2 separate regions of the Homo sapiens genome follow, and region 1 is linked to region 2. A link is a contact called in ENCODE Hi-C or POLR2A ChIA-PET data. All regions are on one chromosome and are shown on one strand. The core of a region is the stretch at or near the end of the contact, and the rest is flanking DNA. Distances in the headings are between cores, read along the strand shown.

Evidence for each region. Hi-C counts contacts between places; a loop is a spot of excess contacts on that map. ChIA-PET counts read pairs that join two places held with the same protein, here RNA polymerase II (POLR2A). Pooled maps may share reads with other maps.
Region 1: a loop to region 2 is called in a pooled map, with 3 times the contacts of the local background. The contact joins two enhancer-like sites. A Hi-C loop is called at or near these places in 7 of 50 pooled maps. POLR2A ChIA-PET finds 5 or more read pairs at or near these places in 5 of 52 experiments (OCI-LY7, activated B cell, activated CD4-positive, alpha-beta T cell and 2 more).

Annotation. Positions count from the first base shown.
Region 1 is chr1:167,486,627-167,493,600 of GRCh38, forward strand. All of the region lies in intron 1 of CD247 (CD247 molecule), which reads right to left. Among named protein-coding and RNA genes, the nearest start is that of CD247, 28 kb to the right of the region's middle. Within about 2 kb of position 5,390, at least 4 of the 41 ENCODE cell types and tissues checked have a DNase peak (open chromatin) inside an H3K27ac peak, as active enhancers do.
Region 2 is chr1:167,265,239-167,272,073 of GRCh38, forward strand. The region is part of intron 1 of POU2F1 (POU class 2 homeobox 1); the gene reads left to right. It overlaps LOC124900412 (a long non-coding RNA gene), which reads left to right. Exons shown (of 2, transcript XR_007066718.1): 2 at 1-6,835. Among named protein-coding and RNA genes, the nearest start is that of POU2F1, 48 kb to the left of the region's middle. Within about 2 kb of position 2,738, at least 2 of the 41 ENCODE cell types and tissues checked have a DNase peak (open chromatin) inside an H3K27ac peak, as active enhancers do.

The DNA of each region.
Region 1 (6,974 bases), core at 4,140-6,639, 220 kb after region 2:
AGTTTCTGCTACCACATCCTTTCACTCTGGCTTATGGGGCTTGCTGCCTGCTGAGGGGTCAGCAGAGAAACCCCCTGCAACCCCCAGGAAAGAGCTCTGGCCACTTATGCGGGCCACTGCAAGCTGCTCTGATACCTCTGTGTGAGTTAGAAATGGCAGCTCTGGGTGGGCATGGTGGCTCGTGCCTATGTAATCCCAGCACTTTGGAAGACCGAGGTGGGTGGATCACCTGAGGTCAGGAGTTCAAGACCAGTCTGGCCAAGATGGTGCAACCCCGTCTCTACTAAAAACACAAAAATTAGCCAGGCGTGGTGGAGGGTGCCTGTAATCCCAGCTACTTGGGAGGCTGAGGCAGGAGAATCACTTGAACCCCAGAGATGGAGGTTGCAGTGAGTCGAGATCATGCCACTGCACTCCAGCCTGGGTGACAGAGCAAGACTCCATTTCAAAAAAAAAAAAAGGAAGAAAACGGCCGGGTGTGATGGTTCACATCTATAATTCCAGCACTTTGGGAGGCCGAGGTGTGTGGATCACGGGGTCAGGAGTTCAAGACCAGCCTGGCCAAGATGGTGCAACCCCATCTCTACTAAAAATACAAAAATTAGCCAGGCATGGTGGTGGGCGCCTGTAATCCCAGCTACTTGGGAGGTTCAGGCAGAGAATCGCTTGAATTCGGGAGGTGGAGGTTGCAGTGAGCCGAGATCGTGCCACTGCACTCCAGCCTGAGAGATAGAGTGAGATTCCATCTAAAACAAACAAAAGAAAAAACGAAGAAAGAAAAGGCAGCTCCATGGCAGGCAGGTTCAGGCCAGCTGATGCCCCTTCCTCCAGGTGGGCATCCCTGGACCCACACTGCCAGGGAGCAGGTACAGGCAAGTCCCAGGACCCACTGGCAGCCTCAGCCTGGCACCTCCATCCAATGCTTAAACCGCATAACCTTACTGGAGGCACTGACCAAAGTAGGCTCCGATCTCAGTCTATGAGGCAGGCACAACCCACCATTCCAACAACACTAATTGAGTGCCATTTCATGACACAACAGCATTATCAAAAAGAATGAGTACCAGGCTAGCAGTGAGAAGTGTGGGTCCTACTCCCACCACACTACCTTGTTTTTTTCGAGACAGGGTCTCACTGTGTTGTCCAGGCTGGAGTGCAGTGGCACACGATCACTGTGCACTGTGGCCTCAAATTCCTGGGCTCAATCAATCCTTCTGCCTCAGCCTCCTGAGTAGCTGGGATTACAAGTATCTACCACCACATCTGACTAATTTATTTTTAGAATTTTTTTTGTAGAGATGGGGGTCTCACTATGTTGCCCAGGTCAGTATTGAACTCATGGCCTCAAGCAGTCTTCCCCACTCGGCCCCCAAAGGGCTGGGATTGCAAGCATGAGCCACTGTGTGCCAGCCCCACAATACTACTTTCTAGCTGTGTTCCCCTGAGGAACTCATTCAAACTCAGTTTCTCCAGCTATCACATGGAAATAACAATTGTTACCCCAAAAGGTTTGTTAAAGGCACAAATGAGATGATAATATGAGCACTCTATTGTAAAGTGGAAATCAGGATACAGCTATAAGAGATGATGATCATACATTCTAAGAAAATTTTGAAGATAATTTTACTGCTAAGATGTGTTAAAGAAAAATAATTCAATGATACCTGTTAAAGCACAGTAAGGCAGACTTCATTCAAAACTGTCATGATAGGTAGAAGGATGATTGCAATGGGGTCTTGCAGTGGGACAGAAAGATTGGGCTCAACTCCAAGTACAGCAAGTGGGCATTTATGCCAAGGAGCAGAGTAGGGGGTCAATGGATAGAAAATTCCCAAAAAGAGTGAGAGGGATTCTGGCTAAACCAACCTAACAGGACTCTAGCTGAACACAGGCCAGGGGGATCAGACCTCACCTGGGGGATGGAGTGGGATGAGGACCCTGATCAGACACTGAGGGGAACCGGATATTGAAGGTTGATGGTTGTGCTCAACTAACTGGGCAGAGTTCTTTGCTAAACCTGGATTTTGCAAGAAAGTACACAGATGGGCCTAGGAGAAAGTTTGGAAGCCTGATTAAGTTTTTGTCAAGCAGGGAATCTTTAGCAGTTGACATAATGACAATATTGAGAGATTTTTGAAAAATATTCTCTCTGATGGAGCCCAACAAGTATTTCCCTTTCTGCATGTGCGTGCGTGTTTTTATGTCACGTACGTGAGTATGTTCTTGTAGCTCAGACAGCTCCGAATAAAAACCCAGGGAAGCGAGGGTGTGCTGAGCCCAGGGAGGGCCTGCCAGGAGGGTTTTCTGAAGGATGGCTGTGGGCCGGGCCTCTTCTGAGAGGGCTGAGGGCAGCTGCTTCCCTTGCCGTTTGATTCATTAGTCCACACCTCGTGGAGAGGTAACTTGAAAGGCAGCGCCGAGAAGCACGTAATGGATTTGTGAGGTTTTAACACCGGACAGCAGACAAAAGACTAATAAAAATCCGGGGCAGGAATTTCCCAAGAGGGAAGTGTCACAGTGGAATAAAAATGAAAGAGATAAAGGAGAGTTCCTAGAAGGATCCAACCCCCCTTCCCCACCCCAAACTCTGCTTATAGGTTCTTATATGATAATTTAAACTATATATGATATTAAATTAGCACTCCAATAGCAAAAATAAAAGTGTTCCCACATCACCTTCTTTGAAAATATTTATTTAAATAGGATGAAATGTTATTGAGGGCTTTTGTGTCTAGAAACAGGGTTAATTAAAGATTTCCTGCCTGCTTTGTGGGTAGGTGACACTCTCATTGAGATAGCAGCAATGCCCTATTTAGTGGTCTCTCAGCTTTCTTTCTATTCATCTGGTTTGGTAGTGGAATTCCATGGGAAGTTTGACCCTATTCAGTGATGAGAGAAGCAAAATACTGTTGTTCACCTAGAGGCTGTTTGCTCAGAAAAACAGGGTGTCAGAGACATGGGACGCAAACCCAGAGTGACATAGCGCAGGGACTTGGCTCACTTTTCTGAGATCTGTAAAATGTGATGTGACTGGCTCTCAGAAAGGAGGCTGAAGGGTTCCTGCCCGATTGGTTTTCAAAGGGCAAGAGCCCCGCTGCTGAGGAGCTGCGGCTTTGTTAGACAAAAGCCCAGGGCAGCCCCCTCCTGGGCTCAGCGTTTTCCCCACCTCCCCCTTTCTCACAGGCGGTTTCCCTGAAATGAAAGAACTGTGATGCATTTGCGCCTTCAAAAGCAGTTTTTAAAATGCATTAAACCCAAGATTGAATACCACCCAGTTCGGCCTCTGACCTGTGCCCGCGCCGAGGTTTCTGGGCAGCCAGGCCCAGGGAGGAAGCTGGCCTTTTGGCCCCAGGAGGCAGAGCCAGTTTAGCTGCCTGTGCCCCCCCACCACCCCACCCCTTTTTTTGACCTTCTGGCCCAAATAGGGAACTGTGGAGCGCTCATCTTTGTGTCCTTGCTAGTACACAGCCTCCCTGTGAAAGCAAGCAATGTCCCCAAGCAAATCCATATATCCGGGACCTACGGCGGCGGAAAGATCGGGTGCATTTGGAAGGCACGGGGCCTGGCCTCACATTTCCAAAAGCAGTATTCCAGACTCTGCCTGCAAAGCTTCTCCACCTTCCCCGTCATCTGACCTCATCTTTCTTAATTTTTCTTCTCTCATTCTTTCTATCTTCCCCTCTCTATCTCTTTCTTCCTTTAGAAATTATATTTGAGGCCGGGCGCGGTGGCTCACGCCTGTAAGCCCAGCACTTTGGGAGGCCGAGTTGGGTGGATCACGAGGTCAGGAGTTTGAGACCATCCTGGCCAACATGGTGAAACCCCATCTCTACTAAAAATACAAAAATTAGCTGGGCTTGGTGGCGCACGCCTGTAGTCCCAGCTACTCCGGAGGCTGAGGCAGGAGAATCCCTTGAACCTGCGAGGCGGAGGTTGCAGCGAGCCGAGATCGCGCCACTGCACTCCAGCCTGGGCAACAAGAGCGAGTCTCCGTCTCAAAAAAGAAAAAAAAATTATTTTTGAAGGTCGGGTACAGTGACTCACGCCTGTAATCCCAGCCCTTTGGGAGGCTGAGACGGGCAGATCACTTGAGGTCAGGAATTCGAGACCAGCCTTCGTCTCTACTAAAAATACAAAAATTAGCCTGGTGGGGTGGTGGGTGCCTATAATTCCAGCTACTCAGGACGCTGAAGCAGGAGAATCGTTTGAACATGGGCAGGAGAACTGTTTGAACATGGGAGGCCGAGATTGCAGTGAGCTGAGATCACACCACTACATTCCAGTCTGGGTTGACAGAGCAAGACTCTGTCTCAAAATAATAATAAATAATAATAATAATAATAAATAAAAAGAAATTATCTTTGAAAGAACTCATATAAGCAGGCTAAAATTAATTTGTTAATTTGTCACATTTAAAATAGTCTATTTTATTCTATATTTACAATTTTTGAAATCCTAGTTTTGGCACGTCTTGCCTCTTAAAAAATTTATATCACCCTTTACTCGTTGGAATGGCTACTTGTTTAAAAAACAGAAAATCACAAGTGTTGGTGAGGATGTGGAGAAGGAATGCCGTGCACTGTGGGCGGAAAGGTAAAATGGTACAGCTGTTGTGGAAAACGGTTTGGTGGTTCCTCAGAAAGTTAAAAATAGAACTACTGGCCGGGCGCAGTGGCTCATGCCTGTAATCCCAGCACTTTGGGAGGCCAAGGCGAGTGGATCACCTGAGGTCGGGAGTTCGAGACCAGCCTGACCAACATGGAGAAACCCTGTCTCTACTAAAAATACAAAATTAGCCGGACATGGTGGCCCATGCCTGTAATCCCAGCTACTCGGGAGGCTGAGGCAAGAGAATTGCTTGAAGCCAGGAAGGGAGGTTGCAGTGAGCCAAGATCATGCCATTGCACTCCAGCCTGGGCAACAAGAGCGAAACTCCATCTCAAAAAAAAAAAAAATAGAACTATCATATGGTCTAGCAATTCTACTTCTGGTTCTATACCCAAAAGAATTGAAAGCAGGGTCTTTAAGAGATATTTGTGCACCCATGTTTATAGCAGCACTGTTCACAATCACTAAAAGGTGGACGCAACCAAGCACTCATTGACAGATGGATGGATGAGCAAAATGCGGCAGATGCATACAGTGGAATATTATTTGGCCTTGAAAAGGAAGGAAATTCAGACACATGCTACCACATGGATGAAAGTTGAGGGCATTAGGCTAAGTGAAATAAGCCAGACACAGAAAGACAAATATGGTATGATTTCACTTATATGAGTTACTTAAAGTAGTTAAAATCATAGAGACAAAAAGTAGAATAGTGGTTGTCAGGGGCTGGGAGGAGGCGGGAATGGGGAGTTATGGTTTCATGGGTACAGAGTTTCAGTTTCGCAAAATGAAAAGAATTCTAGAGACGGATGGTGGTGATGGTTGCGCAACAATATGAATGTACTTGACATCACTCAACTGTGCGCTTAAACATGGCTAAGAGGGTAAATTTTATGTTATGTGTATTTTACCAGGCAAAAAAACAAACAAACAAAAAACCTGGAGGAAAAATTAGCAGCCTGTGCTATGAAAATTGCCTCAGGTGTAAGACAGTCTTGTCAGTATTGGAGCGTGCTCACAGTTGACATGTGTGAAGGACCAGGAGAGCCGGAAGAGGTCAGCAGGCTCAGGGGGTGCTGTTAGCCTGTTTCACCGACAGAAAGGCTTAACCCCTGCGGCGCCAACTAGACCAGGAGACCTTGCCTCTCTATTATTCTCCCACTGGCTGTTGCTTATTTTTGTTAGTCCAATATTTTCCACTGCTCTCAGAGACAAAGGTAGGCAACAGTTTGCAAAATTTAGACGCTTATGTGTGCACAAAGGAAAAAAAGAAGAAAGAAAGAAAACAACAGTCTGGTGAGCTTCTGTGAAGCTTCTTAACTAGCAGGGAGGGGAATTTTCCTTTCTGGTCACGTAGGCTGCTGTCTTCGGCTTCGATTCGTAAGCCACCTCCCAAGCCCCCATTAGCCCCAGGTAGGGGACATCCCATCCCCCTAAACCTCCTTCTTGAACTGACAGTTCACCCCTAGAAGGAGGTGGGAAACCACTCAGATCCATCTCAAAGGGATGCCTACCAGGGTAGGTGTGTGGGAGGAAGGCTGAGCCCATGCTGTGTTCAGGGGCCCCCCCAGAAGGTGTCAGCCTGGAGGAACATGCCCCACAGTTATAAAAGGCATCATTCCAGGAGCTATCATGGCGTCTGCTAGGGGCAGAGAGGAAGGGGAGGCAGGAAAGGGGCTGAGTATTTTGGGGCTGTATGCTTATTGTTCTACTTTTCTGTTGAAGTTATTGCAGTTGCTGCCCTCAAATTTTTCCTGCCTTTCTCCACCCCCAATTTTGCCCTATTTTCCCTAATTTTTCTCCTTTTTTTTTTTTTTTTTTTTTTTGAGATGGAGTGTCACTCTGTCGCCCAGGCTGGAGTGCAGTGGTGCGATCTCGGCTCACTGCAACTGCCACCTCCTGGGTTCAAGCTATTCTCCTGCCTCAGCCTCCTGAGTAGTTGGGATTACAGGTGTCCACCACTATGCCCAGCTAAGTTTTGCATTTTTAGTAGAGACAGGGCTTCACCATATTACCCAGGCTGGTCTCGAACTCCTGACTTCAGGCAATCCGCCAGCCTCGGCCTCCCAAAGTGCTAGGATTACAGGTGTGAGCCACCGCACCTGGCCAGTTTTTCTCCTTTTGTCCCATCTTCCTTTTTCCTTCTCCATCTGTTCCTTTCTGCTTCTCAGAATAAGCATCTCTATCCTTAGCTTCAAATCATAAACAACTTAGAAACAGTTACTTAGCTGAGTACTGTCTCTGTGCCAGGCCCTGTGCTGAGGGCTGACATTCATTGTATCTTTGGGTCCTCACAACAGCCATATGAGATAGGTGCTATTGTGCCCATTTTATAGTTGGGGATACTGAGGCTTAGGAAAGATAAA
Region 2 (6,835 bases), core at 1,488-3,987:
TGAGAGATGGTGGCTGAGACAAAGATTGTGGAAGATGCAGAGAAGCAGGGGATTCAAGATACATTTTAGAGATAGAATTAACAGGACAGTTCACAATGATAAGATAACTTAAGTTTTTGCCTCACAAGTTTAGCGTTTCTTCTATTAAACCATTATGAAATGTCATTGTTAGCTAGTAATTTAAGTTAGTAATTAGGTTATTCAGAGTCATTGATTTAGCCTGTGTCTAAAACCAAGCAATGTAGATGGCTGCCAAATTCACTAATGGCAGCAGCATGTGGTGAAGGTTAAAGAAGATTTGATAACTCTTTTAGGTATTTAAAATATTTGTATATTTTTAAAAATCAAACTTATGAGACAGTGCATGCAGTAGTGAAATGTATATATATAGCTCATTTGAGGAGTACTCTTAGGGTTGTGGTTCTCAAATAGGGACAGTCTCTTGCCGTACCCTCCCCCACCCCCCAACATTTGGCAATGACTGGAGACATTTTTGATTGTCACAACCTGAAGAATGGTGCTCATGGCATCTAGTGATTAGAGGCCAGTTATGCTGCTAAACATCCTGCAATGCACAAAGTCAGTCTCCTCCCCTCTCTGCAAAGAATTATCTGGTCCAAAATGTCAGTAGTACTTAGGTTGAGAAACCCTACCTTAGGTATTAAAACTCAAGCTTCAATTTATGTCAATGCTAAGCCTGCAGCTACACTGTTAAATCCACAGACCTGTATACTTCTACAACTTGTTGTGTATACAAGGTGTGATTAGAATGGTTGCACTTTTAAACAAATATAACTGACACACTTGCATGCTTATGCACAGAAATCCAGTTGAAAGCTCCACCTTCACAATAGTTCTCTTGGGAAGAGTTTGCATTTATATGATTCTGCCATTTTTTTAAATTTATTTTAAGTTTCAGGATACATGTGCAGGACCTGCAGGTTTGTTACATAGATGAACACATGCCATAGGTTCTGCCTTTTTTATAGTTGCCTTTGAAACCTGGAGCATACCCTTTAAATCTCCTTAATGGTACCAAATTATCTTCCGAAGGTGGATTTGGAAATATCCAGTGCTTTCTGAATGCATTGTGATGGGTGTAATCAGGTTGGGTAGTAATTCTATTGTAAGGTGAAATTGAGATATGGCTATAAAATAATAATTGGTGGTTTAAAAGTAGTGCTTTTACAAAATCTTTTCATCGGTAATTAAGTGTGTCATAATCTCAATTTGAAGAGGTATGTGCAGATGTTCTAGAATTATTAAAACAAAATCAGTATCAGAATGTCAAATATTTAAAAGATTGTTGTCTGGGATCAAGGGAAACAGCCACTGTCACATAATATTGGGAAGGTACTTTGGCACAATTTGGTAATACTATTAATTTTTTTTTTTTTTTTTTTTGAGATGGAGTCTCGCTCTGTTGCCAGGCTGGGGTGCAGTAGCATGATCTTGGCTCACTGCAATCTCCACCTGCTGGGTTCAAGCGGTTCTTCTGCCTCAGCCTCCCAAGTAGCTGGGATTACAGGCACGTGCCACCACACCCAGCTAATGTTTGTATTTTTAGTAGAGATGGGGTTATATCGTGTTGGCCAGGATGGTCTTGATCTCCTGACCTCATGATCTGCCTGTCTTGGTCTCCCAAAGTACTGGGATTACCGGCGTGAGACACCGCAAAATGTTCATATTATTTCACTTAGGAATTCTGTCTCTAGCCATTTGTTTACAGACATTTTTACACCAGTAAGGAAAGATATGAAAAGTGCTGTTTCTTGGAGGTTTGTTTGTAAAGTGGAAAAATTAGAAACAACCCAATACCTGTATTAATAGTATTAGTATTGTGATCAGTATTATTGATCACAAATCATTAGTATATCCTTGAAGTAAAATACTATACACCACCAAAAAATGAAGGTATAATGTGTACTGATATAAAAAGAGCTATCAAATATATTAAATGGGGTGGGGGGAAGGAAGCTGTAAAAAGGAAAAAAAAAACCCACAAAAGTAGTAGGTATGGCATGTGATACCAAACTATATATGCAAGACATGCATAGAAGAGAGACCTGGAGGAATAAATACTAAATGTAATGGGAATAGGATAGTTTCCTATATTTCAGACTTGTTTGATTGTATTGTAATGTTTTACAATCAGGAAAAAAAAACTAAAACCGTGAGACAGTGATCTTACTTATAACTAGCTCTTTTAAGATTTTGAAGCAGTCCTTTGTATTAGTACATAGCTACCGATCTTTCTGCAGTTCTGTTTTTATATTAATAAATACCTAAAATTGGCCAGAGATTCCTAGGGCATTGTTCTTCATCTGAAGTTATTTACTGCTTTAAAACATTTTAAAATTCTTCATTGTGAAAGTATCACAGTTACTGTGTCTTTTTTTTTTTTTTTTTTTTTTTTTGAGATGGAGTGTTTGTTGCTCTGTTGCCCAGGCTGGAGTGCAGTGGTGCGATCTTGACTCACTGCAAGCTCCGCCTCCCAGGTTCATGCCATTCTCCTGCTTCAGCCTCCCTAGTAGCTGGGACTACAGGTGCCTGCCACCAGGCCTGGCTAATTTTTGGTATTTTTAGTAGAGATGGGTTTTACTGTGTTAGCCAGGATGGTCTTGATCTCCTGACCTCATGATCTGCCTGCCTCGAGCCTCCCAAAGTGCTGGGATTACAGGTGTGAGCCACCGTGCCCGGCCTACTGTGTCTTTTTTAAAATCTTGGGCTTTGAAATACCAGTGTGGTAAACTGCTAATCTGTGTTTACCCTGCAGGTGGCGCTGGTGGTTTTGTGGTGTTCTTCAGCGTGACTCAAGTAAAATTCCCTTCAGCTGGGAAATCACTTAGATATTGGTTCTGCTTGTAGAATGTTATCTTTCATGTAATCTGTTGAATATCAGACATTTTCTTACTATTATTTCAAGAAATACATGTAGCAGGAAAAAATCTACTAACAAATTATTAGGATATAATTATATTTTATACCTTATTTATCTACTTTATTATTCATTACAATTTCTGGGAAAATTAAATTTATTTCAGCAGTTCATTACTTTCCAACTCCCTTAAAATTCCAAAACTTCATCAAAAAACTGGCAGTAGAACTAATTTTTTCAAATTAATTCTCTTTGAAGTCTTTCATTTTCCTTTCTGTTTGTGTGTCTGACTCCCCCTTTCTTTCTCTCAGTCTGTCAAGTTCAAGAGCAGCTCAGATGCCATGAATTAAGTGGAGCACAAAAGGGGGAAAGGAGACCCTTTTGAAGAACAAAGGCCTCCCATTAGGCTGCCATGTTCTTTTTTGACCAAAAGTGCACCCTACATGGTTTCTATTGTTGTCCACATGCCCTGCACATAAGGTAAATACAGCAGATCCTCATTACCTCACGTTTTCCTCCTCTTCCTCCTATGCCACACACAACCAGTGAAGCTTTGGGTCTTTGATGTCTTTAGGCATTCTTATACAGTTGCTTTATCTCCTTTTAAAAACCTACAGGGGTAGAAGTGGAAGTGGAGAGCAATGCACACCGAGTAGTAAAACCTCACAAGAAGGGAAAATGAGCTGTTAGAGAAGCTGCAACCCAGGAATCCAGGGCAAGTGGAAAGATCCAGAGATTTTACTGTTGTTGTTCTCTATTCTCTGTCTTTTAATCCTATAGCTTAAAAATCCTGTATTTTTAAAGTAATAACTTTGATTTACATTCACTATAGTTTTTCCTCCCTTTGTCCGTGTAACAAGACAGGCAGGTGGGAATAAATTTAATTGCTGAGAGCAGTTCATGTAATGATCAGAAATTCTTGCTAATCTGCTCCTACTTATTGGATGTTGGCTCTTTGGTGTCATGGAGATGGCTTTACTGTAGGTTTGTTGTGTTGCATTACTTTTCATTGGGATTGAACTGAGAAATAACAAACAAGCTTTAAGTGGGAAATTAAAAAAAAGAAGTAACCTATGTAGATCCAAACTTAAAATGTGAGAAATTATTGAAATTTCATTTTCTACAAACTTGAAATTAGCCTGCTAATTGTAAAGTTGTTTTAATAATGCTGACAAATGTCAGTTACGTTTGCAAAGGAGTGTATGGTTCTAGGTATTTGCCTACTGTTAACCGTTGAGAAAAACATTGTCAGGTTAGCAAGTCTATTGAAATAGAGACCTCCTTAGTTTACAGCAAAGAATAAATAGCTGATGACTGGAGATTGGGACTAAGGTTTTATTTATTTATATTCTTTGAAAGAAATCGGACAGTTAATAAGTGGTTTGTGGTAGAGTTGAAGGATGTCTGAGAGATGGAAAGAGAGTGACAAAGGAGGAGAAGGAATAGTATTTCTTTTTTAGTATTGTTTTGAAATTAAAACTCTGTTATTTTAATATGGTAAAGAGCAAGAGTTGGGTTGGGCGCGGTGACTCACGCCTATAATCCCAGCACTTTGGGAGGCCGTGGTGGGCAGATCACCTGAGATTAGGAGTTTGAGACCAGCCTGGCCAACATGGCGAAACCTTGTCTCTACTAAAAATACAAAAATTAGCCAGGTGTGGTGGCACATGCCTATAAATCCCAGCTATTTGGGAGGCTGAGACAGGAGAAGCACTTGAACCTGGGTGACAGAGGTTGCAGTGAGCCGAGATCCCGCCACTGCACTCCAACCTGGACAACAGTGTGAGTCTCTGTCTCAAAAAAAAAAAAAAAAGAGTAAGAGTCGAACTTAGGACAACGTATGTTTTCTTTTTTTTCTGACGTTGAGCTAATGGTGGGCAATTTGTGACTTAACATTTAGTGACCACCTTGAACTCTCCCTGAGTTTGTGGGTCTGCCCTTTTAGGATTATAGAGGTGATTCAGTGGTGTTAAAAACAACATTAAAGGGATTAAAGAAGTAATTCCTTTGTAGGAACAGTAGTAACATTTTATTTTGAAAATTTCATGAGGAAATTTTTAGTATTCCTATTTTTTTCCCCATATGTTCTTCAAATAAATATACATAGCACATTCAACATTTTTGGTCCTAAGAATTTCTTATATTAAAATCTGACTAGCATAGCTGAAGTTAAAAAAAAAAGGCCTGTTAACTACTTGAGGAAATGTTTTGACTCTTTATGGACCCTGAATATTGCTTTTCAGGAAGTATTCCTTGTTTTGTTTTTTTGGGTACAGCAGTCTGCAAGAAGCCTTTGGTTTATGTACTTGGCAGCAAAATAAAAGGCAAAGAGCTTCTTGCTGTGTGTTATGTAGGAAATTACCATTCCTGTTGTCTGTGTAGGATGTTCTAAAGATGTAGCCAGGAATCTCAGAGGAGAGAGAGAAGAGACAGAGAGAGAGAGACAGACAGAGAGTCAGACTTGTAGTTCTAATATTTTCTTGCTTTTGCCTCTGCCTCTGGTCATACATTGGATTGTTTTTCTGCTTTTGTTCCTTGGGGTGGCATCTGTCTTCAGGAGAAATCACTCCATAGTCAAACACAGATTGCTGAACTGTGGCATTTTTGCTGTTACTGTTATCCTGAATTTACTGGGAACAGTTTTAATATGGGTGCATTTAAACACTTGTTTGTGGATAGGGAGAGATGGAGAGTGAAATTTCATTCTCTGTTGAATGCTCCGTCTCCTGCCCAGCACATTTCTGCCCCTTCCACATGGTTTTTCACTAACTCCTGAATGTTTCTCTATGCTAATCTGAAAGCTCTACAGCAGAGACTACACATTTATACAGTTCCCCACATACAGGGTCACTTTATGAAATGAATTATTTCTTGACATTTTTCAGGTTTGTGATTGTACCTTTCCAAGCCAGTGTTAACACATTTCAAATATTGTGAAAAGTTGAATTTATGCTAGCATTGTTTTAATTATTTAAATAACTTAACATTTTAGAACCTTGTGGCTTTAGATTTAAAGAGGTATCAAGTCCTTAAAACATTTTCGGTTATTATCCTAATATTAATACAATAATAGTCATTAGACAAATAGTAAATTTTAAAAAGAATAAAAATTAAAAAGAACACCTAACTGGGAAAGTGGGAGAGAAGCCATTTAAAACAATAAACTGAAACTCTTTTCCTGAGTTTCCTTAGAAGCCATTTGGACAATTAATGGAGAGATTTTAAACATTAAATGTATTTGTGACTAAAACTTGCCTTTTCAACAAGACACCCGAACTGCCAAGACTTCACAGGGGTCTCATTGTAGAGAATTAAAATTCAATGATGGTTGAAAGAGAAAAGGCATAATAAGATTGGTCAGACTTCTATATTTATTCAAAGATTGAGCATGAAAAGATTTGGAGCTTTACAGTATTTCAAGGAAGTAGGATGTGTAAAAAGTTGAGATGGGTGGCTTATTTTCTGACATGAGTAGATTTTGATTTAAAACATTCAAGCTGTGCCCTGGGGAGAGGGATGTGTAAGGAGGGAAGGAATCTGATGAAATGAGGACCTCAGAGAGTTTCTGTGGAAGGCTTAGAACTGGAAGTGGTGAATTAGTGAACCATCAAGAAAGAGAATATTTTTATAGACATTTATAAATTTTTATTTCCACAAACATTGGAAATAATGTAGGAATAGGCAAACAATGGTCCTCAGGTCAAATTCGTGTTTTCTGTTTTTGTATGGCCCTTGAGCTAAGAATGATTTCTACATTTTTTTGTGGGGGAAAATAAAAAGCATAATATTTCATGACATTATAATTATATGAAATTGAAACATCAATATTCATAAACTTTTATTGGGATATAACCATACCCATTTGTTTATGCATTGTCTCTGTAATATCTATAGCTGCTTTTATGCTGCAACAGCAGAGTTGAATAGTTGTGGCAGAGACCATGTGTCCCATAAACA